Regions from separate parts of the Mus musculus genome. Here region 1 is linked to region 2. Evidence: chromatin loops called from intact Hi-C (ENCODE). Cell type or tissue: gastrocnemius. All regions are shown on one strand. Links, peaks and the distances in the headings refer to the core of each region. The heading gives the core; the rest is flanking DNA. Region 1 overlaps Cd36 (CD36 molecule). Region 2 has its middle 84 kb from the start of Gnat3.

Evidence for each region. Hi-C counts contacts between places; a loop is a spot of excess contacts. Peaks named below come from ENCODE experiments on the same cell type or tissue, not always from the same donor. Only the 100,000 strongest peaks of a DNase experiment are listed, where the experiment ranks them.
Region 1: it touches region 2 in a loop (9-fold over the local background); 27 of 42 quality-filtered maps call a loop at or near these places.

What each region holds. Positions count from the first base shown.
Region 1 is chr5:17,808,570-17,824,600 of GRCm38, forward strand. It overlaps Cd36 (CD36 molecule), which reads right to left. Exons shown (of 15, transcript NM_007643.4): 4 at 11,871-12,031; 5 at 6,104-6,251; 6 at 5,544-5,723; 7 at 4,444-4,535; 8 at 2,612-2,658. Among named protein-coding and RNA genes, the nearest start is that of Cd36, 19 kb to the right of the region's middle. In gastrocnemius, for the core only: a CTCF peak has its summit at 7,797 (motif pointing right); no DNase peak of the experiment used is centred there; H3K27ac peaks cover 1,031 bases.
Region 2 is chr5:18,038,174-18,054,204 of GRCm38, forward strand. No RefSeq gene overlaps it. Among named protein-coding and RNA genes, the nearest start is that of Gnat3, 84 kb to the left of the region's middle. In gastrocnemius, for the core only: a CTCF peak has its summit at 5,058 (motif pointing left); a DNase peak (open chromatin) is centred at 5,038.

The DNA of each region.
Region 1 (16,031 bases), core at 4,720-12,719, 230 kb before region 2:
GCCTGGTCTACAAAGTGAGTTCCAGGACAGCCAGGGCTACACAGAGAGACCCTGTCTTGAAAAAAAAATCTTATTTCCTGCGGAGATCTCAATCAGAGGATTGTATCAGAGCAACACAACGAAACTGGGATTATAGCCATATTTCAAGCTCCTGAAAACCAGACTTGGATAGGGGCTATATAAATTACTGACAGATATATACAATGTATATTCACTGTTATGAAATAGAAGAAACCCTAGCAAAGCCACCATTAAATCTGTGAATGTGTTTTTGAAGTATCCCACTCTATTGCCAGGTTGGCACTTTTCTTGCCATAAATGGCTTCAGAATCCCTATTATATCAGCATTGTTCTAACTTTTAGCAGTGATGTGTTCATCTGACTTAATAATTTTTAATTTTTTTTTCTCACTAAAATTTCTCATAAATGTTTAAAGTATTTCTATACTTAAGATGATACTTTATTGTTTATTCAAATTTCAATGCGAATCTTCCATGGCAGATACCAGATAAGCAAAGAAATAGCCAGATAACTTTTCCATTTGTTTCACTAATGAATAAGTCCAAAGTGAACCGCCACTGGCTGTATTTGGGTAAAATGGTCTGACGACATATCCTTCAATTACATGTTCATGTGGTTTTCTCATCACGTTTTTTTTTTTCTAACTTTACGATGTGCTAGTATTCATTTATGTTTCGATGACTAAAGAATCAAGAAAATTATATTGCTCTTGTGACCGATGTTTTATTCTTTCAACTAGAAGACTAAATAGCAAATTTTAGTTTAAATTCTCCATGCTAGTAGGCATTGTCTACACTGTAGCATCCAGTGGTTAATCAACTAAAGGATTATATGTTGCAAACACTTAAATTATTTTTTCTGAAATATCATTGAAGATATGACATAAGTAAATCCACAAATTTCCATTTTCAAGAAATGTAAGATAGTAATTAGCAGAGTCATTGCTTTATTTTGTTTACATGTTCATGTATGTGTGGAGACCAGAGAGAAACTTTGTTCATAACTCTACAGACATTGTCCACCTTTAGTTTTGATCAGAGTTCTCCTACTGGGACCTGAAGCTTACTGATAAGGCTAGGCAGGCCAATGAATGAACTCCAGGTATATACCCATCTCAGCCTACCCACCTGTAGAATTACAACTACACTTAACCATGTTCAATGATTTTTCCACATGGTGCCTAAGAGTCTAACTCCGGTTCTTATACTTGTTATCATACTATCTCCTAACCAAATTATCTCCCCATCATCCAAGATTTACTTTTCTGAAAAGAAACATTCTAAATATGTATCATTTGTTTTAGTGGATGGGTTTCAGAGAAGATGTAATTTTTGATTATGATGGACACATGTTGGCATCGTTGTTTCAAAGGCATTTGCTCCTTCCTAGTCCTATATCAAGCATCCTACTCACAGCGATCATCTCCTAATTACTCATCTCTCTTTCTACTCCTTTTACCTCTGGAGTCTGCCTTTATATCCTTGGTTCCATTACTGAAGTTCCTGTAATTATCACTAATAAATTCTCAAAGCTCTGCTCTCTTCAGTTCAACTAATTCCTTAGATCAAGAACCGAGTTCTTGGTGATTTCTCTCTTAAACACAAAGCATCCATTACAATCTAGGAACGGCAAGTGTATTACAGAGCATTAGACTTATATAGCCAGTATTGAAACGCTTGACAATTTATTTGGAAAAGTGTCCATGGAAAACATTACTGTCATCACTCACGTTTTTCTACGCTGTGAGACAGAACAAAAGTAAGTAAATTTGCAATTGTGCCTTTTGAAAGGTAGCCCCAGGCTTCCTTTGTTATTTAAACTTTCATCATCTTCATTGTATCACTTTCCTATTGAGTAACCCCTCACCTACTTTGTAAATATTATGTATGTGCGTCTGACTAATTAAAGGCTTATCTTTGATTTACATTGCATCATGGTACTTGATTACCATTGTGTTGTACAACCATAGTTCTTACATGAAAGAACAGTGTGTACTTTGCTTCTCCTTAAGGACAATAATAACCCCAACCTAACTATAGCCTAAAGCAAAGATTTAATTGTTTCTTTGCATTCCAAGTCTAATGTAGAGAAACACATCTTTGCATATATTCTTCCTGATAGTAGAAATCTAACATTGTTTTATGTGTTTTTTTTTCTCCCTTCATGCTGACCATTTTGCCCTTCTGTTCTCCAACCTTGCTGCCTCACTGGGGGTGGGGAGACATTTTTCTTTGTGAAATTGTATTTCTTCACATCTACATTGCCAGTCTACTATTGAGGAATGATTGACTAGTAACTATACCTTTACATTTCTTTTTACCTACTTGTTGAATGACAAATCCTTAAGTGAGATACTTTACAAAGAACTTTTCTTGTAATGAAACAAGGCTTATTTTCCATGGTTAATCTAAAAAATCCTATCGCATTAAGGAGATGTTCCATTCCCACCCTACCCAAAACTAGACTCTGAATTATGATGAACGGTAAGCATAGCCCCTCCACCTGGATTTCTTTGGCTAGGAGAGCAGTAGACTTGTTGGGGGAAAGGTAAAGTTGTTCTCATTGTGGTTATTATAAAAAAGATTCTTACCTGTGCCATTAATCATGTCGCAATAGCTTGGCCAATAGGACAAATTCCTTAGGAATAAAAGAAAGAAGATGAATAAATACTCTTATTTCAAAAACACCATATTCACATTACTCTTTCAACTTTGAAACACTACTTTCATCAACATAATAAAGAATAGAGGTGCTGACAGCAAAGACTTAATAAACATTCCACCTCACTTAATCCATGATCGTTTGATCCCCTAACCTTATTGTTATGAAGGAAGTACTGGGTAACTTAAGAGGACAGACATGAACTTAAACAGCTAAATGGCAAGCTCATAGAAACTACTCAGATAGACATGGTTCTGGAAGAGAATAAGAGAACTGTAGATCTCCAAGCAGGAATTGGTTTCCTTGGGAGAAATGAATTATGTGGTAAATTGTTCAGTGTTCATCCTGATAGAAGAAAGGTACTAAAAACATTCCTGAAATGAATGCCATATAGAAGTGGGAAGAAAAAAAGGAAAAGAAGGAGCGAGCACAGTATCAAGCATTTGGAATCAGAGAATTCGAAATATGTAAATATGTAATGTTGACTTTATCCTCATTGTACTTTTAACAAGTTTTGTATTTTTCCCATTTTAGCATTATCAGAGATCCATATTAGAATGAGACAGGACTTATTTATCTTTTGTTATCTAAATTATGTGTATTTATATATGGGAGAGATTTAAAATATTAGCATTAAATCTCTATTAATCTTTTTTAGTCATTTGAATGAGAAAAAAAATTTAACGGTGTCTACCCCTAAAAAAGTCTACTAGGATATCAAAATACACTGTGGATTAATTTATTTAAAGGAAGCGGTGCTAGTTATACTCAGCCAAAACACATGCAGTTAAATCAACTGCATGACCCAACAACCTCAATTATTCGTTTACTCCTGCTACTTATTAGGTTTCTTTATATTTTAGTGATACCAAAAATTAGGCCTCTTTCGATGAATTATCAGGAACTGAGGCACAGAAAAATATAGGTTCATAAACCTATTGTGTTCTTTCACCTTTTCAAATGTGATATATTGTATATTGTGTTAATCTACCTTGAAATACTAATTTCATTTTCTATCAATAGAAAAAAGTTGGCATGGCAGTAAATTTGTTAAAGTGCATGAAATCACTTTAAACACTTATCTGTTTTGATTCATTTGGAAAATGTTGTAATGTATATTTTTTCATACATTCATTTTAAAAAAGCACAATATATTTGCCTACCTCATAGATTATATTGGTGTTTTAATTTGTTATCACTTAATTGTATGGATGTGCTATAATGTTAGATGTGCTGCAGGGGAAATATTAACTGCATTTTTCTGACAAAGAGAACCTATGAATAAAGGCAAAGATTTTATGTGTTCATACTGCTGACTGTCAATCAGGCTAGTTAGGAACAAGATGGTGGCATGAAGAGCTTCATGTCTGGCAAAAAAGGAAAAAAAAAAAAGATGCCAAGATTGCTCTTTAGCCATGTCTTTTTTATAGGTCAGCACTTGTGCATTAAAAGTAATAGTAAAGTAATACAAATAGCATATTAAAATACCCTAGTCTGTCTGTCTGTCTGTGTCTGTCTGTCTGTCTTTCACTCTTACGTAGTGTGTTTCTCTCTAATTTTTCTGCTTCTGTTTCTCTGTGTCTCTCTACTTCTCTCTCTCTCTCTCTCTCTCTCTCTCTCTCTCTCTCTCTCACACACACACACATACACACACACACACATACACACACACACACACACACATACACACACACACATACACACACACACACACACACACACACACACACATACACACACACACACACACACATTACTTACCTTTTCCCTTTATAGGACTCAATTATGGCAACTTTGCTTATGTTATCCTTTCCATTGAAAACTTTATAAACTCCATCTACAGTGTCATTGTACTGAAAAAAATATGAATAAAAGAATTACTCATGGATCAAGTTTTATTTACCATGTCATAACATATATGTAACTTACACATTTTTCAGAAAGGGGTCATTCAGAACCATTTTTTATCATTTGTGATATATAATACAATATGAGTTTTACATTTTGAGCTTTAAGTATTTTAATGTTAGAATATAAAAATTGCCTACAAATAAGTGTTATATGCTCACACAAAATATAAGAGAATAAGTAACCATGGCTATAGGTACCTTCCCAGCATTGCATGAATTAACCAGCTGCAATGGTTTGGTTAAATAAAATTGACTCTAACTCCTTCCAGCTTTTCTGTTAATATTTAACTAATATACCACTGGATAATCTGATGCATTAGCAACGAGGAATTGGAAAATGTAAGCAGTATTGCGACCCAGTGTCAGACTATATAGTGAGACTTGGTTAAACTGTCTCACTCTCATCCCATTAGGAATCCAAACCTTAAAAGCTGAAACGCCCTACAGCAAGGAGTCTACATCCTCTTTATCCCCAAACTGCCATTCTGTGAAGCTGTCTGGCAGTCCTCGCTAAGTGCAGCTTGCTCAATACCTCAAGGGAACATTCACAGTAACCTTTTAATTGAAATTTTACTAAAATTATAGCTCTAGAAAATGAGAAAAGCTATGATCAACATGTTTGATTTTGAATACAAAGACATACTAACCTTGATTCTTTAGAAAAAAATAAAATTAAATCCAATTTATAAATATTTACATATTTACAAATGAATTTTCAATTTTCTATAAGAATAAAATTTGATTAATTTTTAAATTAAAATTAATTTAGTCAAATATATTAAGTAATTTTTCACTATAAAAATTGACAGCATGTAAAATTTAGACTTTAAAAATAATGAATTATATGTTCTCAGATTAACTAGTAAGGAAATATGCAAAACAATAAATGTTTCTATTAACACTTGATTTATATACTTAAAAATATAGCAATCATTTATATTTGGTACTTACAGGATAAAACACACCAACTGTGGTACTTATAGGATATGGAACCAAACTGAGGAATGGATCTTTGTAACCCCACAAGAGTTCTTTCAAAGATCTTGTTTGGAACATAGAAGACTTGGACTTTTTTATAAGAGAGTTGAGCACAACTTGAACAAATGAATTTTGGTAGATATGTGGTGCAGCCTACAATAAAAAAATAATCAGTATCTGAGAAGTAAGTCCATTATATTTCTTAAATAAATTGATTAAATATAACAATCAAGTTCAATTAAAATCAAAATAAACATTCAAAATCTGACAAATCCTGCCTAGTCTAAAATTATAATTTCTGCCATTTTTCTAATCCCTTATAGGATTACTTTTTTAAAGAGCTGGTTTTAAATGAGACTAATCAATCAATTAAGTCAATTGATTAGGCTGATTGGGTCATCTATCCAGATAACAAAATAGCATGAAACATGGTTTTTATGAAGTTGTAAAACAACTAAGGCCAAATGATTAAGGTTCATATGCGATTGTGAGAGGCTCTGAAATGGTCCAAGCAACTGCTACTATGCACTCACTGCTACAGCCAGATTCAGAACTGTGAAGTTGTCATCCTCTGTTCCAACAGACAGTGAAGGCTCAAAGATGGCTCCATTGGGCTGTACAAAAGACACAGTGTGGTCCTCGGGGTCCTGAGTTATATTTTCCTTGGCTAGATAACGAACTCTGAAATAAACAGAAGTCAACAAAATGAGGGGGGGTCAAAATCCTGAGTAACAAATATCTCAATTCCTTCAACAAATACTATTTTGAACTCAGAACAAATCACAATTTACACTAACAGAATTTCATGGTAAATGATTAGCTAGTGAGACATCTCTGGCAAAGGTTGTTAAACCTGGAATAGGAAAGTAGAATAGAATGAGCTGAGTTAGAATAGACATGGGGCTTTGGACTGGGTAAAGTGGAGTGGGTTGAAAACTCATTTTGGTAGCAATTCCATGTGGTGGTCTAAGTAAATGTAAATATACATAAGAAGGACTAAAAGTAGCAAGTTTAAAATACTGAAGATCATGATAATGTGGTTTGAGAACTGTAAGTGCTTGAGTGTTGTTTAATTAAAGAGAGAAAAAGTTGGTGAGAATAAAAGGCACAAAGTGAGATTTCAGACATACAAGGGCAGCATAACCAAACAGCCATCTTTATCCTGAGGTATAGAGGGTCAGAGAGTAGGAATATATTTTTCATATTAGAAAGATCTCTCCAAGTGTGTAGTCTATCCAGCCTACATGTGGTTAAGTACATTCATGAAACCACCATTAAGCAACCAAAAGGCATTTCCAATTTAAAGGGATCCAGACCGAACTCTGTTCCTTCATTTTACACATAGAGTTCTTAGTTCCTTTTTTTTTTCCGTTTTTTTCCGAGACAGGGTTTCTCTGTGTAGCCCTGGCTGTCCTGGAACTCACTCTGCATACCAGGCTGGCCTCAAACTCAGAAACCCGCCTGCCTCTGCCTCCCAAGTGCTGCGATCAAAGGCGTGCGCCACCACAGCCCGGCTGAGTTCTTAAGTTCTTAATCTCTTGCCTTTAACACTTGTAATAGTTTTCATCACTGTGTTAAATGATGATTGCATTGTAGAAAAAGATTTTGTCGGTACAAAGCAGACATTAAAATGAAATAGGGTAGATCTCACTCAGCACATTAATCTATTGCTGGATATCAATTATAAGAGCTGAGTTACAACTACACTATTGAAAAACCATGAGCCTACAAGTTTGATAGGCAACTTTGCATTCTTATCAGATACAGATTATGGGTCCCCATAAACATAATGAGTTTGGGGTAAGTTCGGTATTTTCTTACTTTTTGGTATGTTTTAAGTCAGGCTTAAACTAAGCAGTTCAAATAAGTACAAAGGTGGGCCAGGACACCTGGCTCTCAGTGCTTCATGAAATAACCATATTATTTAAAAACATGCTCATGGTCTAAAGGACAGGAACAGTATTTTAATAGATGCTGTGCAAAGCTTTATCATTTATACTCTGTTGAGTAAGATGCTCAAGCAACCTAACAAATCTGAAACAACCCAAGGCACCAAATTTCTAGTAATGCCTGCACACAAAATATCTATTTTAAAATTAAAATACCTACTAATACTGATTCAAGTAAGGCTACAGAAATTTCAGAGATTTCAATGCAGGTATGACTAAGTGAAACTAAAGCTAAATCAGATTCATTTTTTTCCCTAAATGGCACTTACAACATCAAACCAGTAGATGGCGCTCAGGAAGAGAAAAAATCAGTAAAACATGTCTTAGGAAAGCTCTTATGAAAGAGGAAAATCACTCAGATTTTAAAATTAAAAAAGAAAAATGGATGTCTTCGGATGTATTGGTTAACAAGATCAAGGGCAACACCTTTTTTCACATGGTTACATGATGCCTTTATTACCATTCTTGGCAAAGAACATAAAATTTAAAATGTAAGATATCTAGAAGGAACTCCATAAACTCATAAATTGAGATATAATTTTGATATTAAACCATGCGATTTTATGCTTCGATCATGTCTTATGATGTCAATTACCGCTTCATCAATATCGTCTTCACAGTCATTAGCCAAATCAAACAGCGGCTCTGTTGTATGGGGCATATTTTTCTATAGCCTCAATTTAAAATGGATTCAGAGTGTCGTCACTGGCATGTCATGCTCGCCCCTAACACATAGAAGAACCTCAACATAGTATACATTTTTTTTTAGGATTTCTTAAATCTGATCTTCATTTGAGGCACCTAGGCAAGCTAAAGGAACTCCAGTTTGATGATCCCATGAGACAAGAAGCATACTTCGTCAAGGACAGTTAGAAATTGCCATGTGAAGGAGAACTTGCTGTCTGTGAATTGTACCTATAATTCCTGCTTCTTCCCAGCTTTCTTTGTTGCCTTCACAAGCGAAACAGATATATTTAATTTATCCCCATTCAGTTCCATACAGAAATAGGCTATAAGGTGTAGGAATAAATCCTATAGTGTGTGTGTATACATATATACATATACATATATAACATATATACGGTGTGTATATTATATATGTATGTGCTTTAATGGAGAATATAACTAGGCTAAATTGGTATGTTTACAGTCAATGTAGCTTCACAAATACTTTAAAAGCAAAAATCATTATCTCTAAGCAAACAAAAATCAAACATTAAAACATAAACCAGAGAATCACTATCCTTAAATGAGAGAGATATTCATGAAAGATCCTTAAATAATAAGTTAAATTCTTAAATAATAAAATATAAATTCTAATAACTCTCCTCTTCTCCTTATCATTGGTTGTTTTTTTCATGTTATACCTCTTAGGTATATATTTTAAATTTTATTTCTTAGGACTTATAATGGACTACAGATTTCATAGGTATAAACTATACCAATACATTTCTTCATATTTCTTATATCATGATATTCACATTATATTTTGCTAGTAAGTAATTATAATATCATGAAAAACATTTTCTTTTGCAGTAACAAAAACAGTCTTCTTTGGCAAAATTGTACATTGTTACAGGTATTTCAGGAAATAGAAGACTATTAAAACATGCAGTTCATAAATCATATGGTGGTAGAGAAGGCATAACCCTTATAACAACAATTGATATCTCTTCATAATTTGGAGAACTGAATTTTAATTCAGAAATATGCTTTGGAGAGAATAAAAAATGTACAATCCTACAATGTTCAAACCATAGTGAAACTGTGGATTATGAGATGAAGAAGGAATATAATAAGCTACTACATAAGCTCATCGTGTGGCAGAAGTGGTTGGGTTCTACCTTGAGATGAAGTCACTACACACATAAAGGATGACTGATTGTTTCCCTACATGTATTTATTCAAGATTCCACCTATAACTTTATTAAATAAAAGTGTATCAGAGCAAAATATTATGTTTTAAATTGCTATTTAAGCTAGGCAGTGGTGGTGCACACATTTAATCCCAGCACTTGGGAGGCAGAGGCAGAGGCAGAGGCAGAGGCATAGGCAGAGAGGCAGAGGCATAGGCAGAGAGGCAGAGGCATAGGCAGAGAGGCAGAGAGGCAGAGAGGCAGAGAGGCAGAGAGGCAGAGAGGCAGAGAGGCAGAGAGGCAGAGAGGCAGAGAGGCAGAGAGGCAGAGAGGCAGAGAGGCAGAGAGGCAGAGAGGCAGAGAGGCAGAGAGGCAGAGAGGCAGAGAGGCAGAGAGGCAGAGAGGCAGAGAGGCAGAGAGGCAGAGAGGCAGAGAGGCAGAGAGGCAGAGAGGCAGAGAGGCAGAGAGGCAGAGAGGCAGAGAGGCAGAGAGGCAGAGGCAGAGGCAGGCAGATTTCTTCTTCTTCTTCTTTTTTTTTTAACAAATTGTGTTTTGTTTATTTGTTTGTTTGTTTGTTACAAAATATTTTTATTAGGTATTTTCCTCATTTACATTTCCAATGCTATCCCAAAAGTCCCCCATACCCTCCCCCCCACTCCCCACCCACCCACTCCCACTTCTTGGCCCTGGCGTTCCCCTGTACTGAGGCATACAAAGTTTGCATGACCAATGGGCCTCTCTTTCCACTGATGGCCTACTAGGCCACCTTTTGATACATATGCAGCTAGAGACACGAGCTCTGGGGGATACTGGTTAGTTCATATTGTTGTTCCACCTATAGGGTTGCAGATCCCTTTAGCTCCTTGGTTACTTTCTCTAGCTCCTCCATTGGGGGCCCTGTGATCCATCCAATAGCTGACTGTGAGCATCCACTTCTGTGTTTGTTAGGCCCCGGCATAGTCTCACAAGAGACAGCTATATCTGGGTCCTTTCAGCAAAATCTTGCTAGTGTATGCAATGGAGTCAGCGTTTGGAAGCTTATTATGGGATGGATCCCTGGATATGGCAGTCTCTAGATGGTCCATCCTTTCGTCTCAGCTCCAAACTTTGTCTCTGTAACTCCTTCCATGGGTGTTTTGTTCCCAATTCTAAGAAGGGGCAAGTATTACCGGAGGATCCCACAATACCTTTCCTGAGCATATATTCAGAAGATGTTCCAACCGGTAAGAAGGACACATGCTCCACTATGTTCATAGCAGCCTTATTTATAGTAGCCAGAAGCTGGAAAGAACCCAGATGCCCCTCAACAGAGGAATGGATACAGAAAATGTGGTATATTTACACAATGGAGTACTACTCAGCTATTAAAAAGAATGAATTTATGAAATTCCTAGGCAAATGGATGGACCTGGAGGGCATCATCCTGAGTGAGGTAACCCAATCACAAAAGAACTCACACCGTATGTACTCACTGATAAGTGGATATTAGCCCAGAAACTTAGAATATCAAAGATATAAGATACAATTTGCTAAACACATGAAACTCAAGAAGCAGTAAGACCAAAGGCAGGCAGATTTCTGAGTTCAAGGCCAGCCTGGTCTACAGAGTGAGTTCCAGCACAGTCAGGGCTATACAGAGATACTCTGTCTTGAAAAAAACCAATAAATAAATAAATAAATTGCTACTGAAGTCTCAACACATAGCTGACCTCAACACTTAGTAGGAACTACAACTATGCAAAATCATTTTAGCTCTGTGGTTTCAAAACTGAGTATGTATCTGAATCACACAAAGAAGTTTAAAATGCAGAAAGTTTAAAACCAGTACTTGCTGTACTGGTTGATGGGTGTTGCTATACTTTCTGGCCTAGAAGCCATACCAGGATGATCACAGAAGTAAGATACCGGTTTCATTCTAAGATATCATCATGTATTCATAAAATTCTCAGCATGCCAACTGCACAGTTTGGGACATGACAGAAGTGTCATATAAAACCATAAGTTTTTGAGGAGGGGAGTTATTTTTGTTTGTTTGTTTTAATATTTTTATTAGGTATTTTCCTCATTTACATTTCCAATGCTATCCCAAAAGTCCCCCATACCCTCCCCCCTACTCCCCTACCCACCCACTCCCACTTTTTGGCCCTGGCATTCCCCTGTACTGGGGCATATAAAGTTTGCAAGTCCAATGGGCCTCTCTTTCCAGTGATGGTCGACTAGGCCATCCTTTGATACGAGGAGGGGAGTTATTTAATAGCTTTAAAATGATAATAAAGTCTACATTTCTTTTTCATATGATATATGATAACACTTGGGTAGCACATATAGATAGAATCTAAATCTATAGACTAAGATTCTTTACTTGTAGGGAAAACATTTTGATGTGAATTTTGTTGGCAAGGAAATAAGTATACTTCTATACAATGCGATTCCTAAGGAAGAAGAGTTCTCAGAAACAAAGTGGGAACACTTCACCTTCTCAAGAGCTCACTCACCTGTATGTGTAAGGACCTCTTTGTTTAACCTTGATTTTGCTGCTGTTCTTTGCCACGTCATCTGGGTTTTGCACATCAAAGATCCAAAACTGTCTGTACACAGTGGTGCCTGTTTTAACCCAGTTTTTGAAAGCAGTGGTTCCTTCTTCAAGGACAACTTCCTATGAAAAAGAAAAACAAGTTTGGTTTGTTTTTTGTAATGAACAAGAAAACTTTTTAGGATCTTGTTATGTTTAGTCAAAATAAAAGGACTGCCTGTGAGAACTTGTGAAACTTTGTCACACACTTGAAGCAGGAAGTCTATACACATAAGAACACTCTCTTGGTTAACATTTATGAAGAGAACCAGTGTGTAAATGGTGAAGCTATCCTTGTTGCTTTTAAAGCAACCTTTCAAGTGAACCTTTGGCAACACTCCCTTAGTCAACAAAACAGTAAGTTAAGCTAATTCTGAGTGTTATCAAACAAAAGATTTTGGTCAGGAATAATCTAACTCAGAATCTGTGTTGATGAGGCAAAAGAGAGAAGCTGAGAGACAACTTGAGTACTATTTGGAGCTTTCAACAATGACAACAACAACAACAATAACAACAAAATTTCTTTCTTCCAAAGTTGGGCAATTCAAGGGATTGTAACTAATCTTTATTAAATGAAGATCTTAAATCCTTGAGGCTTAATTACATAAATATGGGGATTTCTTCTTTGGAATCTTTTCCAATATGACCTCTGTGAATCATATGTTTGAGGATTGCTGGATTGTGTTTCTACAAATAGTACAGCTCCTTAATTAGTCATTGCATCACTAGTTCTCAAAGAGCAAAACGAGGAAGGGGTGGTGGTGGGTGTGTGTGTGTGTGTGTGTGTGTGTGTGTGTGTGGTGTGTTTATGTCTGTGTGTATGCATGATACACATTAGAAACCATGTGTATCAGTGGTGCTGAAAATATGAAGCAATTAAATATACAGCATCAGAACTGAAACACCTTTTATTAGAAACTGCCTCCTCTTTAGGAGCTTTGGGACCAAGTAGAAAGCCACTAAACCCCTTAGGGTCCCTTTCGTTGTCTGCAAGGTAAGAGAGTTACCATAGATGCTTGCCCAGCTTCTTTTCTAATGCCTTACTCTCAGAACAGGAAGTCTGTGTAGTCTTAGTAACTAGTGCAAACAAAGAGAATTTATTGCTTCCAATGAAGTAATTTGGGAAGAATGCCCATGTTTAAGAGTGTTCAAGAGGAAGAGGAAAAAACATCTTTCATAGAAAATTAGCCTAAGGGAGTCCATGAACATAGGAACAACCTAACCTACTTTCTTCTCCTAGAAATATCAATTCACTGAATGATAAGATCAGAAAAGGAGAGGGAGAAGTGACATACTTTTTGAGGTTTTGAGTTTCCTTGAAAGCACATGGATGGAATTAAGTGCAGCCTGGGCAAATAGTAGCAGAGTCTTAGGGAAATTTGTATTAGTGAGCCTTAAATCAGTCCTCTCTTGGTTCATGCTGTTACTGGTTTCCCTAACATACACATATCCTGATCAGCTGTTTAGGTGGTAGGTGTGAATTGAGTTTTCTGTCTTCAGGATATGAAATTACTTAATGCTGGGGATAATGGAAGCCATTAGAGAAAAGCAAGGCATCAGGTTAGAATGTGTTTGAAAGTGCTATAAATGCTACAGTACTGTAACCAATGTACACAGGAATAAGAGTTGATCATGTGATGCTCATATAGCTATTGCTTTTCTATGATAATATCCTTTAAAAAATAGGCAGCCAAAATTATTATTTCTACACCAGCCCAGTATTAGATCAAAGTTACAAAACTGATTATACCTAGCTTTCTTAAGATAAAGGTGTTTGTAAATATTAAAGGTGAAATCTGTATTAACTTATGTCACAAGACCGTGAATTTATATGCCATAAAAAATTTTAAGGCCCAACATAATAGTTAATGTTTATCTTTTGTTACATAAAACACAAAATTATTTTGTCCTTAATGAAAATAAGTCAGTATACTATTATGAGATCAGAAATGCAGGCAATGATGGTGCACGCCCTTAATCCCAGCACTCAGGAGGCAGAGGCAGGTGGATTTCTGAGTTTGAGGCCATCCTGGTCTACAGAGTGAGTTCCAGGAAAGCCAGGACTACACAGAGAAACTCTATCTCGACAGAGAGAGGGATAGAGAGAGAGAGAGAGAGAGAGAGAGAGAGAGAGAGAGAGAGAGAGAGAGAGAGAGAGAGAGATAGATCAGAAATGATTTCTGACCATACTTATCATTTGTTCATTGAACAGAGAAACTAGTAGAATGATAGGGTGGGGCAGCTATCACTCAAAGACTAAGGTGTGCACACTAACTTTGACAGTTGCTTGGGTGAGTACTCTTTTAATATAATGGCAAAACCAAGTGTGCATGTCTCCTTCATATAACAGTGAATGTTAGTGTAATAATTAAAGTTCCCTTATACTTTTTTGTATTGAGATAGGTGGCACACAAAATTATAAGAATTGCCCCATTCACCAAAGAACATGTGAAAACTGAGTCATGTTTAGCACATTCAGTATATTTTGAAACTAGATACTATTCTAGAAACTAAATATTGTAGATTTATGTGAGTCTGTGCAGATTATTTAACTTAGTTATATCTTAGTTTCCTTACAATGTAAAGTCAAGACATACATCCAATCTACCCAGGACCGGTTCTAAGTAGAACAGTATAGCTAATCTCTTTCAGCTTAGATGTGAGGCTCCATGGCACAGGAGGTAATTCTATCCTGGTAAAGTAAATCTAGTCAAATGCCCTAGTTATGGAGGTTGCAGACCCTAACAACTGCAGTTAGGCTGTATTATTAGGTCTTAACTCATTAAATTAGGGTATGATCAATTTAAATATGGATTAAAATGTGGACTTGTGTCCTTCCAGCTTTCTTCTTAATATTTTACTTCCATGCTCATAGACAAGCACTCCAGGGAAGGTGGCCTTGGCAGAGGATGGTGGTTATTATAGAGACTTATAACTGAGAAAGTGCTCAGAATAAGTGAATGTTTCTTGCTGGCTCAGTCTTGAATGAGGCATCTATAGGGAAAGAATGTAATGACATGGTATGGATGGTATGGCTGTTTTGCTCACAAACTCATCAGAGTTGTTAGTACCAGAATATAATGTGCAGAAGGTTAAATATAGCAGCATTTCATTAGGGATAGGGGGAGTTCTCATGTAAACAACACTAATTAAACTCATCCACCCTGTCACAAATAAAGAAAAAAAAATCAGGTGGAAATGGTGCTTGAAGAGAAAAGATATTGCTGAGAGAGGACAAAGAGGGTCATGAGAAATGAATATAATCAAAATATATTCTATGCATGTAGGAAAATATCACAGAGAAACTCATTGGTATGTACAATTAATATAAGCTAATAAAAGTTCTTACGTTTGTGGGTTATATCTGTAAAGTGAAAGAGAATTCATATAATTGGTTACAGTTGTGTTAAAAGAACAAATGGCTGTATTATTAGGTCTTAACTCATTAAATTAGGTTATGATCAATTTAAATATGGATTAAAATGTATTAAATTATATTGGAGCATTAAGATTTAAAGTTTCAGCCGGGCAGTGGTGGTGAACACCTTTAATCCCAGCACTTGGGAAGCAAAGGCAGGTGGATTTCTGAGTTCGAGACCAGCCTGGTCTACAGAGTGAGCTCTAAAACAGCCAGGGCTATACAGAGAAACCCTGTCTTGAAAAAACAAAAACAAAAACAAAAAACAAAAACAAACAAACAAAAAAGATTTAAAGTTTCAGAGATCCAAAAGTTATAATTTTAGGATTTATATAAGAACTTTACACGGGAGATTGCCATTCGGGGTGAGTCATGAACTACATGATAATAACCTGGGAAAGAAAAAGAAACATACATGTGCTGAATTCTGTTTCTAAAGCATTGATTGTGAGCCAAAATCATGTGCACTTGCATGTGGTGTCCTAAGGTCTATCCCACTTATCAGCCTTTGGGATCCCTAAACTCCACAGTCCTTTTTGAGGACAAATAACCCACTGAGTCAGGGCTCAGGTTAGGTTGTTGGCCAGAAATCCCTGAGAATTCATCCCTCTCTGATTCTTCATTACTGAGATGTCAACTATGAGCTACCATGGCAGCCCTTAACAT
Region 2 (16,031 bases), core at 1,884-9,883:
ACAGAGTCTAGTATATATTTTCATGGTACATCCCAGATACAATCCTTGGATTTCTAACATCTGCCCCTTTTAGACATAGAAGCTTGCTGCCACTGTCACTTGTCTGGAAGATGATTCTCCACACACTTGCAACTTTTTGTGCATCCAAGTATTTAGATTCACCCTGTCCCCAAACCACCCTTGTCTTGAAAGTGTTTGGAAATATAATATCAGGAGTGATAAAAATCAAAACTTTCTCTGAGAAAGAAAGAATTTACTTTTCTTTTTACCCCTCTATGGACAGAGACATCTTTTAAGGAAGTTACGGTATGATGGGGGCACTTCCCTCCAGTCCTGGGAAATTACCGTGCCCTCAATTCATTGTGCCCATGCTCTCAGTGGCCCTGAGCTGAATTTGTGTCTTCTCTCTCTCTCTCTCTCTCTCTCTCTCTCTCTCTCTCTCTCTCTCTCTCTGTCTCTCTCTCTCTCTCTCTCTCTCTCTCTCTCTCTCTCTCTTCCTTCCTTCCTTCCTTCCTTCCTTCCTTATTTTAAAAAGATTTATTTACTTATATGTAAGTACACTGTAGCTATCTTCAGACACACCAAAATAGGACATCCGATCTCATCACAGATAGTTGTGAGCCACCATGTGGTTGCTGGGATTTGAACTCAGGACCTTCAGAAGAGCAGTCAGTGCTCTTAACTGCTGAGCCATCTCTCCAGCCCTTGTGTCTATTTTCTAATTTATTTTATCACCCCCAAGCTTCAGCTTCTTAGTTGTAGAGTTATAACAATATTACAAATCATACTCATGGATGCTGTGAGAGGCTGAGGTATGATGGCTGCTAATGGTAACGAGTTAATAGTAAGTTTATGACACATTAAAATCGTTGCCTTCTTAGGGTGCTTCATTTCCATTTGATTACAAATTCACAAAATGTGTTTAAATGATAGTGTGTCTTCAAGAAATAAATACTTGTCGTGTTAGTTTTTTCTTTACTTAGAATGTTTTAAATAGAATGATTTCCCTGTTTGTTGCAAAGTCTGAGGAGCCTGGTGTTCATTTTCTCTCTTTCTCATCTTCCAAGTTAGTCTTCTATTACTATGATAAACACCATAATCCAGAGCAAAGTTTGGATGGGAGGGTTTACTTTACCTTATACGTTCTTGTCATCATTCACCATTGTGGAAAATCAAGGCAAAGAGGTGGAGATGAAAACTGAAGCAGAGGCAATAGAGGCTGCTTACTGACTTGCTCCCCAGGACTTGACCAGCCTGCTTTCTTACAGAAATCACCTCTTGCTGGGCAATATTGGCGCACCCCTTTAATCCCAGTACTTGGGAGGCAGAAGCAAGTGGATTTTGAGTTCGAGGCCAGCCTGGTCTATGGAGTGAGCTCCAGGACAGCCACGGCTACACAGAGAAACCCTGTCTCCAAAAAACAAAACAAAACAAAACAAAACAAACAAAACAACAAAAAAGAAAATCCCTCTCAAGGGATAGCAGTGTCCTAAGTGGCTGGACCCTCCCATATCAAGCAATTGTCAAGGAAATGTCCCCACAGAGTTGCCCACAGGTCAATTTGATGGAGACATTTTCTCAATTAAAATTTTCTCCTCCCAGATATATCTTGGTTGTATCACGTTGACGAAAATCAACCAACACAGTCATCAAACCGTCACACCTACTTGCATGTCAATATAGGCATTTGTGGTGATGTAAGCCAATCATTTCTTTCTCAAGAATCTGTCTCTCTGCATTTGCAGAAAGACTCTGGTTCTACTTTTTTCTGAAGTTTTCCTTTGTCATACACTATTCCAGATGATTCAAGCAAAAGATTGTTTCTAATTAATATCACAAGTGCTTTTTTTATGTAAGAGAGACAATGTGGCTAATTGTAAAACATCTGGAGCAAACAAAAATACAGAGACAAGAAGTGAAAGATGCATGCAGATGGGGAGGGTTGACTGAGGGCAGGAGCCTAGGTCACTTGTGATGCACAATTCACTAAAGTATGACTTATTTTCAGTTTGATCAAAAAATGTTTAGTGTGTCAGTCAGATTTCTCCAGATAGAATGACTCTCTCTTTTTCTCTCTCCATATATATGGAGAGAGAGAAAGAGAAAAAGAGAGAGAGAAAGAGAGAGAGGAGAGATTGACATAGACATCTGGGAAGAGAAAATCTCAAATATATATATATATGTGTGTGTGTGTGTGTGTGTGTGTGTGTGTGTGTGTGTGTTTATAGAATGACTTTTAGTTGATCCAATCATGGCTGCCTATGAATGGAAAATTTATGAATCCAGTACTTGTTAAGTTCATGAGGCTCTATATCTAAGGTTGTCCTCAGTATTTGGAATCCTCAAGAAGTAGTCTCTAATTCCAGTAAAGGAATGGACTTGCTTATAAGGGTAAGAGCAAGCAGGAAAAGGGAGAGGGTTTTCTTCTTCCAAGTCCTTGATACAGGATGCCAGCAGAAGGTGTGATTCAGATTAGAGGTGGATCTGCCAACCTCGGAAGACCTAAATTGAAGATTTTCCTCCCCACCTCAAAGATCTATATTATAAGTGAGTTTTCCCTGCAAAGCTTCTGCAAGGCAAAAGACACCGTCAATAAGACAAAAAGACCACCAACAGATTGGGAAAGGATCTTTACCTATCCTAAATCAGATGGGGGGGGACTAATATCCAATATATATATAAAGAACTCAAGAGGGTGGACTCCAGAAAATCAAATAACCCCATTAAGAAATGGGGCTCAGAGCTAAACAAAGAATTCTCACCTGAGGAATACCAAATGACTGAGAAACACCTGAAAAAATGTTCAACATCCTTAATCATCAGAGAAATGCAAATCAAAACAACCCTGAGATTCCAATTCACACCAGTCAGAATGGCTAAGATCAAAAATTCAGGTGACAGCAGATGCTGGTGAGGATGTGGAGAAAGAAGAACACTCCTCCATTGTTGGTGAGATTGCTAGCTTGTACAACCACTCTGGAAATCAGTCTGGCGGTTTCTCAGAAAATTGGAGATAGTACTACTAGAGGATCCCACAATACCTCTCCTGGGCATATATCCAGTAGATGTCCCAACCGGTAAAAAGGACACATGCTCCACTATGTTCATAGCAGCCTTATTTATAATAACCAGAAGCTGGAAAGAACCCAGATGTCCCTCAACAGAGGAATGGATACAAAAAATGTGGTACATTTACACAATGGAGTACTACTCAGCTATTAAAAAGAATGAATTTATGAAATTCCTAGGCAAATGGATGGACCTGGAGGGCATCATCTTGAGTGAGGTAACACAATCACAAAAGAACTCAAATGATATGTACTCACTGATAAATGGATATTAGCCCAGAAACTTAGTATACCCGAGATATAAGATACAATTTGCAAAACACATGAAACTGAAGAAGAACGAAGACCAAAGTGTGAACACTATGCCCCTTCTTAGAATTGGAAACAATCACCCATGGAAGGAGTTACAGAGACAAAGTTTGGAGCTGAGACAAAAGGATGGACCATCTAGAGACTGCCATATCCAGGGATCCATTCCATAATTAGCCTCCAAACGATGACACCATTGCATACACTAGCAAGATTTTGCTGAAAGGACCCTGATATAGCTGTCTCTTGTGAGACTATGCCGGGGCCTAGCAAACACAGAAGTGGATGCTCACAGTCAGCTATTGGATGGATCACAGGGCCCCCAATGGAGGATCTAGAGAAAGTATCCGAGGAGCTAAAGAGATCTGCAACCCTGTAGGTGCAACAACATTATGAACTAACCAGTACCCCGGAGCTCTTGACTCTAGCTGCATATGTATCAAAAGATGGCCTAGTCGGCCATCACTGGAAAGAGAGGCCCATTGAACACACAAATTTTATATGCCCCAGTACAGGGGAACGCCAGGGCCAAAAAATGGGAATGGGTGGGTAGGGAAGTGGTTGTGGGGGGGGGGGAAGAGTATGGGGGACTTTTGGGATAGCATTGGAAATGTAATTGAGAAAAATACGTAATAAAAAAATATTTTAAAAAAAGTGAGTTTTCCTATGTCAAATGATTTAATAAAGAAACAATTCCTCAAAGATGTTCCCAGTCATTCGGGTCTTAGTTAATTCCAGGTGTAATCAAGTTGACAACAAAGAATCTAAGAATCAGTACAGAATTTTTAATTGAAACAAAACAAGATGGAATTCAAATGGGGAGAAGAGGGAAGGTAGAGAGGCAAGAGAAACAGTTTGTAAGCCTGAGAAGAGTAGACAGTTGTGATTCATAAACATTGATAAAGGTCATGGGATTCGTGAACTTGTTGGAAACCATCTGAGAATAGCCAATCAGAATCTTTTCATAACAACAAGGAAAACATTTTACCCAGAATGAACAACAAAGAGAGTTCATGAGTGAATATACAGTAGATATCTGAGATTAGCAAACCCTATTAAAAATTAAAATCATTAAAGAAATTGGGCTGTAGCGACATAAGAACTGTAAACAGCATGATTTATACCATCCCTTGTCTATTGAATTGTGTGTGTTTGAGGGGACAGTGTGTATGGTGAGATTCTCTCTTGATAGCTGGTAGGACCTAGGGATCAAACTTAGGCCCTTTATGTTTGTCAGCATGCAAACATCTCTACTCACTAAGCAACAGCCTCCCAGAACATTTCTCTTTTTCCACATAAAACATTTTTCTTTCCTTCTCCCCCTCTTCTCTATCTTCTCCCACAGACCTCCTCCTCCATCTCTTCTCCCTCTTCCTCCTCCTCCTCCTCCTCCTCCATCAAGCACATAAGGCTAATTCCCTAACACTGAGGTATGGCCTCAGTACTCCCTTTTTACTTTTTATAGTTTTAATTTTTGAAATTATAATATAATTACATTATTCCCATTTCCTCTTCCTCCTTCTAAACCCTCCATATTGACACACTTGCTTCATTAAAGTCCATGGCCCCTTATTTCTTTAATCATTGTTACTCACATATTGCTAGCTCCTATTTTTCAGCGACTTAGTGGGAAAGTTCCTTTCATGAATGGAAGGCGCCCCCTGGTGGTCAGGTTCTCTGGGCCTGTCTATAGCACTTGAAATTGAAATGAGTCTGTATCTCAAGAAGGTATCCATATCTGTTACTCATGAGAGTCCAGCATTTGGAAAGAACATACTTGTAGATAATGGATATTGTCATGCTGCCAATATGTATAGTAAACACCTAGTAGGAGCTGAGAACTACAGTTAGAAAAACAAGATGCTGTGAAATACAATGTAAATCACATGTACAGTGGCTTCCAGTACTATTCCTTTCTCCTTTGCTCCTTCATAATACACTGCATATATACATATATATATTTACACAATTAGTAGGTAAGCTAAGTCTTCCCTCTTCCCCCTGCTACACTAAGAACTCCTGACTTAAAGAGCAGCTTTAACTGTATAAACTTGCTTAGATAGAGAATCAAAGCTATGTGTATTCTTATAAGTGTCAAAAGTTTATTTTTTTGTATCATTGTGAAATACTGGTTTATTGCAATGCATTATCATTTCTCTTATCTGTGCAAATACTATTGAGTTAATATCTTTCCTTCTGCCTGTTGATATTTGCACAGTTTCTAAATTCTGCATGCACAGATTCTCTCTTTCTTTCCTTTTTTTTTCTTTATTCCTTTTTTTACAGTACAGACTTGATCCCCCTTCCCCACCTCTCCCCACATAATACCTCACAACCCCCAACCCTGATTTCCACCCCCCTACCCACACCTCATCATTCCTCCCCACTCCCTGGGGCCTCAAGTCTCTCAAAGATTAGGTGCATCTTCTCTCACTGAGGCCAGATCTGGCAGGAAGTCCTCTGCTGTATGTAGGTTGGAGGCCTCATATCAGCTGGAGTATGCTGTCTCTTTGGTGGCTCAGTGTCTGAGAGATCTCGGAGGTCCAGGTCAGTTGAAACCACTGGTGTTCCCACCAGGCTGCCCTCCTCCTCAGCTTTTTCTAGCTTTTCCTCAATTCAACCATAATGGTCCCTTGCTTCAGTCCATTAGGTGGGTGCTAGTATCTGCATCTGACTCTTTCAGCTGCTTGTTGGGCCTCTTAGAGGACAGTCATGCTAGGCTCCTGTCTGTAAGCATACCACAGCATCAGTAATGGTCTCAGGGCTCCTGGCTTCCCCTTGAGCTGGTTCCCAATTTGAGCCTGTCACTGGAGCTCCTTTCTCTCATGCTCTTCTCCATTTTTGTTCTTGTAGTTCCTTCAGACAAGAACAATTCTGGATCAGAGCTTTTGACTGTGGGATGGCAACCCCATCCCTCCACTGGAGGTGGACTCTACAAGTTCCCCCTCCCCACATGCACACATTTTTAAATTCTCTGAATTGCAGAGTAATAACAGAGAGCAAGACAGTAGTTGCCTTGGGACAGGACGTAGGGGTAGGGAACAGAGTACAAAAGCCACAAGTAAATCTCTGAGTTGTATGTGATCCTAAAGTGATGGTCTCAAAGGTTGATATAAAAATGGCAAAAATAAATCAAACAATGCACTTTAGATAGGGACAATTTTCACATTACACTTCAATTATATCTTAATTAAATAGTTAACATGTCCAAAGCTCTATTAGAAAGTACAAACACTATTAAACGGACTTCACCGAGTGGTTAGAGCTCCCTGTGCAGAATCTTATATTTGAAAATATGCATCTCATCTGAAAGATTGGGACAGGACACTGATCAGAGAAGTCAGCCTGGGTACGAAGCCAAGACAAAGAAGATACAGAGGAGGAAAAGGAAGGGGAGGGGGAGGAGGAAGGGGGAGAGGAAAAGGAGGAGGAGGAGAAGGAGGAGAGGGAGAAAGAGGACAATGATGAGGACTGCACAGAGTCAGGAATAGCAGGAGGTGGAGTTCTTTCAGGATGTCATTCTCTGTCAGTTTGGGCAGTGTACTGTCTACCTGTGAGCCTCGCCTCCTACACAATCACCAATGTGGGATTTAGAGATTTTCTCCTGAAGGAGATGTATGCACAAAAAGTTTAAAAGTTATTTATGGTCTGTTCAGGAATGTTGCTCTCCATCATTCTCGAGAATCTTAACTCTGAAGAAAACAATCTACATGGTACACTCGAATAGTTGAGTACTGAGTCAGGACAGTGAGGTGGTGTGGTATTTTGGTTCTGACAGAGTTTTTTAAGGCAAAATTTGAATGGTAGTTTCAATAGCTGTGTGACACAATCAATTAAAGTCTCTCTTTTTTCAACAGTAATGTAATAGGCATTAATTTAAGGAAGGGAGGCAAGTGAGTTACTGAGGACTTACCTTCTATACCCAATGCTCCTGGCCCTACATCTAGATCCAAAATAAAATAAATTATGAAAAATGGAGCATTTAATGTCATATCAGCAATGTGAACCCAAATGATAAGAAAGTAAACCTAAAATGTTTCCTATAAACACTATACTACATACAGACATCACACACGTACACACACACTCCTACCCCAATAGCTCTTTAAAATAGAACAGGTATTGTAGTGATGTCATCATTTTTCTCTTTCTCACATAAATAATGATGAATATTACTTTCTTATCAATCTTCAGGTTTTTAGATACTAGAAAACCTTTAATGCCTATTCCCAAGAATTGACTAAGAAAAATTCTTATGATTCTCAATTTTAAGGATTGTGGGTTTTTTTTTATATTAAAACATCTTAAGATCTTCAGATGAACATAATTAGTTCAGTTTCTCAGGAGTTCCTTGTAACTCTCAAATAGACACAACTCATTGAACTAGGGAAGATATAATAAGGAATAAAATTTGTGAGTTTTGCCAAATATTCCATACTTCTTTCTTCTCAATTTGTGTGCAATGTGGCTTATCTTTTCCATTCTCTCTGTCTCTCTGTCTCTGTCTCCTCTCTGTCGTCTCTCTCTCTCTCTTCCTTCCTGTCAGTTTCTTTCTCCCCCCACCCCCGCCAGTATTTACAAGTACACTTTATGTTTGCATGTGGCAGCATGCATTGCTAATAACTACAGGAAATCAAAGACATGCACATGTGTACTACTTTAGCAAGCATTCAGTTCATGTCATGGTTTCCCCAGTTCTACTGAAGACAGAAATTGAGGACACAACAATGCAAAGCTTACGATTTCATATTCTATTTTCAACCTTTATTTGTTCCTTTCTGAGTTTCTAGACAGAAACATGTCACAAATCTAGCCTATCAATAAACGCTGTACCCATTCAAACTGTTACTTACATTATATCTTCTTTCCATGTCTGAAAAAAATTAAGGAAACACAAGGGAAAAACTAGTCTAATGATTAAGCAGAGTTAAAGATATGTGGTCATAAACTCTTAATTTACTGTTATCTTCGGTAATTTATCTATATGTCTTGCCTCTTGTTTTATCATCCATAAAAACAAAGGAATGTTACATATAGTTTAGGATTAAAAAATAATTAAATTCTTTGCAGAAAGCCCATACAATTGTTCTTGAAATAAAAGACATGCTGAATAATTGTCAAAGAAATAATTATAATTTAAGGAGTTGCTTAATATTTCCTGGAGCCAAAATAAAATTTCCCCAGCCGATTTCTCTCTCCCTTGAACATAAGTCTTTGAGAAAGATGGGTAGTTGTTCAACCTTTCATTTCTCCGCTTGTGGTCATCATTTGTTTGTTCTATAGTTAATTTCTTAACCACTGTGATAAAACACACTGTAGAAACAGGTAAAGGGGGGGGGAGGGTATGGGGGACTGTTGGGATAGCATTGGAAATTTAATTGAGGAAAATATGTAATAAAAAAATATTAAAAAGAAAGAAAGAAAGAAAGAGAGAGAGAGAGAGAGAGAGAGAAAGAAAGAAAGAAAGAAAGAAAGAAAGAAAGAAAGAAAGAAAGAAAGAAAGAAAGAAAGAAAGAAAGAAAGAAGTAGAGGGAAGAAGTGTTTATCCTGACTCTTGGTTCAGGGGATCTAATCCAGTATAGCAGGAAGGTATAAGGTGAGAGTATCCTATCCAGTCCTGCAGGAGGGAGAGTCAAGCTTGTCATTTTTCTCTGACTAGGAAGCAGAGAGGTCAAGTAGGAAGCAGAACCAGGCTATATGTAAACCGTACGATCTTGATGTCTCTGGCTCCCAGGAATCTACTTCTTGCAACCAAGTGCAACCTCCTAAAAGTTCTCCATTTCCCATGATAGTGCCAACAGTTTTTCTATGCTGTACATCAATTCAGTGTTGTCCATCATAAAAATTATAAAAAAATGTTGGATAGTTATGAATTGGTGGAAGGATCAAGGGCTCCCAAAGAGGACAGGGACTCCCCAGGAAGATCAACAGAGAAAAGTAACAAGTTTCTTTTGGGGGCTTCAAGTGACTAAACTACCAACCAAAGAGAGAGCACAGGATGGACTTAGGATCTCTGCACACATGTAGAAGATGTGCAGCTTTGTCTTCATGTGGATCACCCGATGGCTGGAAATGGGGCTATCCCTGAATCTGTTGGCTGTTTGCCTGTGGATCCCATTCCCTTGACTGGACCACGAACTCTGGCCTCTGGTGGGAGGAAGTGAAACTCATCCTGTGGTGACTTGATGAGCTGGGGCTGGGGTAGGGGGTGAAGGGAATGGGAGGGTAGGGCGTGGGGTATGTGGGGAGATGATACATGGGGGCTTCAGAGGAGAAGGGATGGAAGAATAGGGGCAGGATCTTCATGGGGAGTGCTGGAAGGATGCTGCCATGTGGAGTGAATAAATGAAATTCTAAAATAGTGTGGATAATTATATTACAGTTTGTATGTATTTATATTATATAAATTAATATTAATAAATTAATATTCTTATCATACTTCCATATTCCTTGGTATTTCCTAGACATTAGAACAGGTTCCCCTGTTCTAGAATATCATTGGGCAAATACATGTGAATAAGCGTGTAATTATGTCCAAAATGTTTTAGTAAAAAAATTTCTAGCAATGTTTTAGAAAATAAACCTAACAGCTAACAAATTGCAATCCTGAAAAATGTTTGGAAACCTCTACCAGCATAAAATTTACTTACAAAAACAAGGAGAAGCTTTATCAGGTTAATGTTAGAGATAGAGCTTGGGTGTACTTTGAAGACGTTTTGCTCTGCATGATATATAGACAGTGGAATTGTGCTAAATAATATCATGTGTTTCTTCTTCAAAACCAAGGAAAGTAAGTCATTAAAAGGTACTAATGTTTTAACAGGAAGTAAAGAGCGGACAACACCCCTCAGGAGTTTTCTTCTGCCTTAAACAATCCTTGTGATATTTAAGTACATTGCCTTGTGTGTCAACATAAAGTGGTGTTTAAAGTAAAATATTCAGAATAAATTTGGTATTAAAACCAGATACTGAAAATTTTTTCAGATATATAGATACTGATTTTATCATCAGCATGTATTTCATCGCTCTTCTTTATATTGTAGCCCTAATATTTTACCTAAAATACCTCTCTCAATTTCAACCACATGCTATAGCTGTAGGGTTTTGAAAATCCACCAATCCCGGGGTTTGACCCCAGATTAGGTCACAAAATTCCACCAATCCCACGCCACTGTGGAAAGCCACCCCTCCACACACATACACACAAGAAATGTATATAAAATCAGTCTCCTCTCAAGTTCTTTTCTGCTTCTCATCTGAGTAGAGGCAACCACCCTCTTGAGTTTTTACCAATTAATCTGTGTGAGGTTTGTTGTCCAGATTGAATTTGTGATATTCCTTGGCTCTCAACTTCTAGGGTACCTTTCCTTTCAGAGCTACAATACTTATACTGGGAAAACCTTTTCCCCCAGAGCTGTAACACTTACAATAGTAGGAGGGATTCTCCAAAGACACAGAACAAGATGTGTATCTATATACAGAGATTTATTTTAGGGAAATGGTGGGGGCTGGCAATTCTGAAATCCACAGAGCAGACTAGTAGGCTGAAAATTCTGAGAACTGATATAGTCAGAAGCCCAAAGACTGAAAACTAATTTAGATTGTATATGTTATAATCTGGAAGTAAGTTTTTTCCCTATTTGGTGCGCTCCATCTCTTCTCTTATGACCTCCAGCTGGTCATATAGGACCTATATATGTCATAAAGGACAATCTGCTTTACTGGCGACTCTACTCATATAATATAATGCACACTTAGAATAATATCTCATAGAAATGTACAAACATATATATATGACTAGACAACTTGGCATTATGACCCCACCATATTAACAGTTAAAATCAATCAGCAAGGAATAGACTCTAAGGACTATGGGCATTGTTCGATGGCAGAATATTCTAGAATGGACTAAACTTGGCTACAAAATCAGCTTGTGACTTTACACTATCCATAAATATGACCACATCCTTCTATCTATAGAAATTGATGCAGGGCTATATATAGAAGGCAACTCACTGTCAAGCGTAGGAATTTTGTTTAAGATATTAAAGAAAGCTTACTTGTCAAATAGCTTAGAAACATTGAAGCTTAGCTTAAAGCTAAATCTGTCAGTGGCTTTGCCAGATGAAAATTCACCCAAAACTAAGAATATAACTGAAACGAGAAGAAATTCTGGCTAGGTGACTTTTAGGAACAAAAGAAATTATGTGTAGAATATTGGAAAAGCTTTCACATGTTTATTTAGAATACTATGCCATAAGTAAATATCCACATGCAAAAAAATTAAGGTGCACCTTGGTTTCAGCCCATACACAAAAAGAAGATCAGGAGCCCAAGTTCAAGAGCTATAGAACCACTAAAGGAACACACAGATGTAAATGTTATGGCTTTGGGTAAGGCAATGGTTCTTAGATATGATCCCAAAGCAAATAAAAACCAACTAAAAATGGATAAACCTAACCATATAAATTTCTCTGTTCTTGTTTTTACTTTGCATATTTTAATATGTACTAACAAGAAAGCAAAAGAAAATTTACAATGTGGATGAAAAGATTTACAAGTCGCTGATCTAATAAAAGACACCTAGAATTGATTAGTAACAGTTAAAATTCATTAATAAAAAAGATAACCTCAGTAAAAATAAGAAAAGGATTTGGATAGATATTTCTAAAAATACCCAATAAGCAAATAAAAAACTATTGAACATTATACCTTATTACTCCAACAAAAAGCGGAATCACTATCAAATTATGTTATTAGAATGGCTCTAGTCAATATCACAAACAGCAATGAGTGTCAATGAAGAAGTGGAGTCAATGGAACCTCATTCACTTCTGGCATAAATACACAGTCTGGTAAAGTCTTTACTGAAGAACTTTTTGACTGTTTTTTATCAATAAATGTAGAGTCACCATGTGACCTAATAATTCCAGTCAGACATGTGTCTCCTAGAAGAAAAATGTCTTTTAAAATCCAAAATCCTGTGTAAAACTACACACAGCAGTAATATTTAAGGTGATAAAAAAGGAGAAGTAATATAATACAATTGTTTATTGACAGATGAATGGACAAATAATATTGTAAATTCAGTGGAAATTTGATATTAATAGTGTGGTTGTTTCAATATGCTTGGCCCAGGGAGTGGCACTATTAGGAGGTGTGGCCTTATTGGAGTAGGTGTGACCTTGTTACAGGAAGTGGGTCACTTTGGGGGTAGGCTTTGAAACCCATACCAGTTTTCTTCTGTCTGAATTCAAATCAAGATGTAGAACTCTTAGCTCCTACAGTACCATGTCTGCCGGGGTGCTGTCATGCTTCCTGCCATGATGACAGTGGACTGAACATCTGAAATTATAAGCCTAGCCTCAAATAAATGTCACCCTTTATATGCATTGCCTTGTCATGGTGTCTATTCACAGCAGTGGAAACCCTAATTAAGACAATTAGGAAGTTATTGGTACATGAAAAACATGGATAATCCTTAAAAATTTAGACTAAGCAAAGGCACCAGTCATAAAGAGCATATGTTATATAATTGCACATACATAAATTATGCAGAATGGAAAAAAAATCTCTTCTAGAGTCTCAAATAATAACTACTCTGAAATATAGTGGGGTACTGATACTACTGGACTACTACTAAGTAAAGGATTTCTTTCAGAAGAAAATAAGATGAAAACAGACTATGATGATGGTCACATAAGCATGAATAAACTAAAAAGGATTGAATTCTATACTTTGTGTGAACAATAAAATTATGAAAGTAGAATTAAAATATTAAATAGCTATATAAAATTTGACAAAATTGTTTTTCTTCAAACAATTTCAAAAATTGTTTTTCTTAAAACAATTTCATTTTGAAAAACTGTAAATTCTATTAATAGCTCTATTTTCATCTCTAAACCCTTAACTCTGTAACTTCCAAATATTTATGTATAATATATTTCATTTCTCATCTCTCACACTCTGAGGTTCTGAAACTAGGGAGAGAATTCTACCAACAGCATCTTTTCCTAGACCATGGATTAGAGAAATTTCATAAAACACTAGAATTGTTTTATAATTAACATGGCAACCAGACACATTGCATTTTTTCTTTAAAATTTCATTATGACACAAAGCTTGTAATCTTGCATTTCCTTTATCTGAAAAATCTCTACTTTCCTAGTTCACAAATGGAAAATACGATAATTTGAATGTTTATAATTACCTATACACAACCAAGGTGTCCACACATCTTCTAACAATGAAGTGATATATCTATTTGTGGAGGAAAAGATGGCAAACTTACTTCTGAATGTAGGTGACAGTTATTGCCTCTAATGAGAAAATAATGTCAGTTATTTTTATTTAATGTCATAAATGACCTTCATTCACTGAACTTTCTACACCTCCCAGAAAATGAAGGCATGTGACAGGAGTAGAACTATTTTGCTTAAGGATTAAATGATCAGTCAAACACACAGAGAAAGGCTCAGTAAATTTCTCTTGTTTGTTATACCTAACTGTAGACTTTGCTAAAGCTAATTTTGCTTTGATAATGGTTGCAGGCATTTTCTGCTATTGTTTATTTGTAAACAGCATGTATTGTTTTTCAGAGAAAAACTCTGTACTGTTTTCTACCACTTGTTCTTGTCAAACTAGTAAAAGAGACAAGGACTCATAGATACTGTCTACAACAATCTGATCAGAAATGAGGCTGATATCTCTCTCCATTTTCTGGAATACACATTCAGATATAACAATATCTGAATGCAGGGAAATTGTAAAGATAGGCCTAACGAAGAGAGAATAGCAAAATAATGCTTTGTGAGGTGAGATAAGAAATATATCATTTGAAGTATTTGGCACTAAAGAAGAATAGGAAAACACTCCTTGTCATCAAATGTGCACTTTCAATTTTCACTCCCTTCTATGTAGCTAATAGGAATTCTTAAAGTATCTTTATGTATTACCACATAAATCTTAGAATTAACATATCTAAATATTTTCTTTTTCTTATTTTAAAATATTTTCTAAGCATGTTTAATGACTTGTTTACAATGTAAAGCATGAATGGTAAGGAAAGCTTTATGGTCTTTGGGAGTCATTATGTGCCTTATCTCATTCCTCCTCCCAAATTTCCAGGCTTTGGGGAAGATAAATATTACTCTATGTAATTTATAAATAAAGAGATTGAGGTAAAGGAAGCTTGAGTGACTGGCCTACAACTTATGCTTTATAATTGAAGTGATCAAAAATAATATCACCGTTTAACCCTAAACTTGAAATGTTGTCTGTAAACTTATTATTTTATCACCCTTTAAAATTGGAGAATGTAATGATTAATCTTAATCAACTAGTCTTAATCAACTTAACTAGTCAATTTAATCTGGTCGTGAGTATAATTAGAATCACCATGGAAAAACACTTCTGGGTGTGCCTATTGGGGTGTTTCCAAAAAGGTTTAGCTGGGATGGCAAACACACCCTCAATATCGGCAGCACCATCCCATGGGTTCAACAGTGTATGAAAGAAGAATCTGAGCTGACCACCAGTTCACATTCATCTCACCATACTTCCTGACTGTGGATGCCATGAGTCCTGTCACCAGACACTACTGTGGCCATGTGTTCCCCAGTGTGATGAACTACTTTCCTTCAAACATTATCCCTTCTTCACTGAAAATATTTCTTGTTAAACTTTTGGTCACAACAGGATTATGAGTAACTGAGATTTAAGAGGTATGTGTGTGTGTGGCATGAGTAATGTTCTTTCTTTACACTGATGGACTCATGAAAATTCTGGAGCCTGGGTGGCTTTTGAACACACAGCATTGCTTAGCTTAAGCTGAAGCTATTTGCTCGTAGGTTCCTTTTCTTATTACTTCTGCATGTGCTTGCCTATAGGATTCAATACATGCATAGTGAATTTACTTCTGGTTAGAGTCAAAAGCAAGAGTTTTCTAAGAAATGCTCAAATTCAAGTGGTGAAGTCACCATGAATGAAAGAACTTTTCTAAGTAAAATATTTTTCTTCTACATAAAGTACAAAATTTGTTGAGTTTAAAAATGTAGCCAAACTCTATCTTCTAAAGGAGCCACACAAGGAAAAAGTGGTAGAGTATCTCAGACATTACTCAAACAAGCCTGTCTTGTGCAATCAGCGTATTTTACCTCCTATGTCTATTTCTATGGTAGTATAATAGCCCTGGGCATGTGGATTAATAAACCATTGAGACCATCTCTACATATCCCTGTGTTCTCTTTATTTGCATGCATGGCTGTGGTAAATTCCATCATTTGGGGAAGTGGAAAAATTGACAATGTCTGACTTACCATGTCAGATTTAAAAAGTAACACTGGAATCAGAACAACTGCTCAATAAATATGAAGTGTATAGTTATAACTGTTATGAGATTTATAATCATTGTGTTTATTTTTCAAACACAAATATAGTAAGCAATTATATGTTTGTAAGAATAAACACAGATATAATAAGCATATTATTATATTTCATAACTTTGTGAAATACAGCAATGATAGAATTATAGAGTGAAAGATTATTTTTCACTCTATAATTCTAAGTATGGGGGTTGACATTTCTTTGTGGCTACTTTCCAATTAATTACAATTAGTAATTATCTAGTTTGTTTTGGAATATATGAGGTGAATT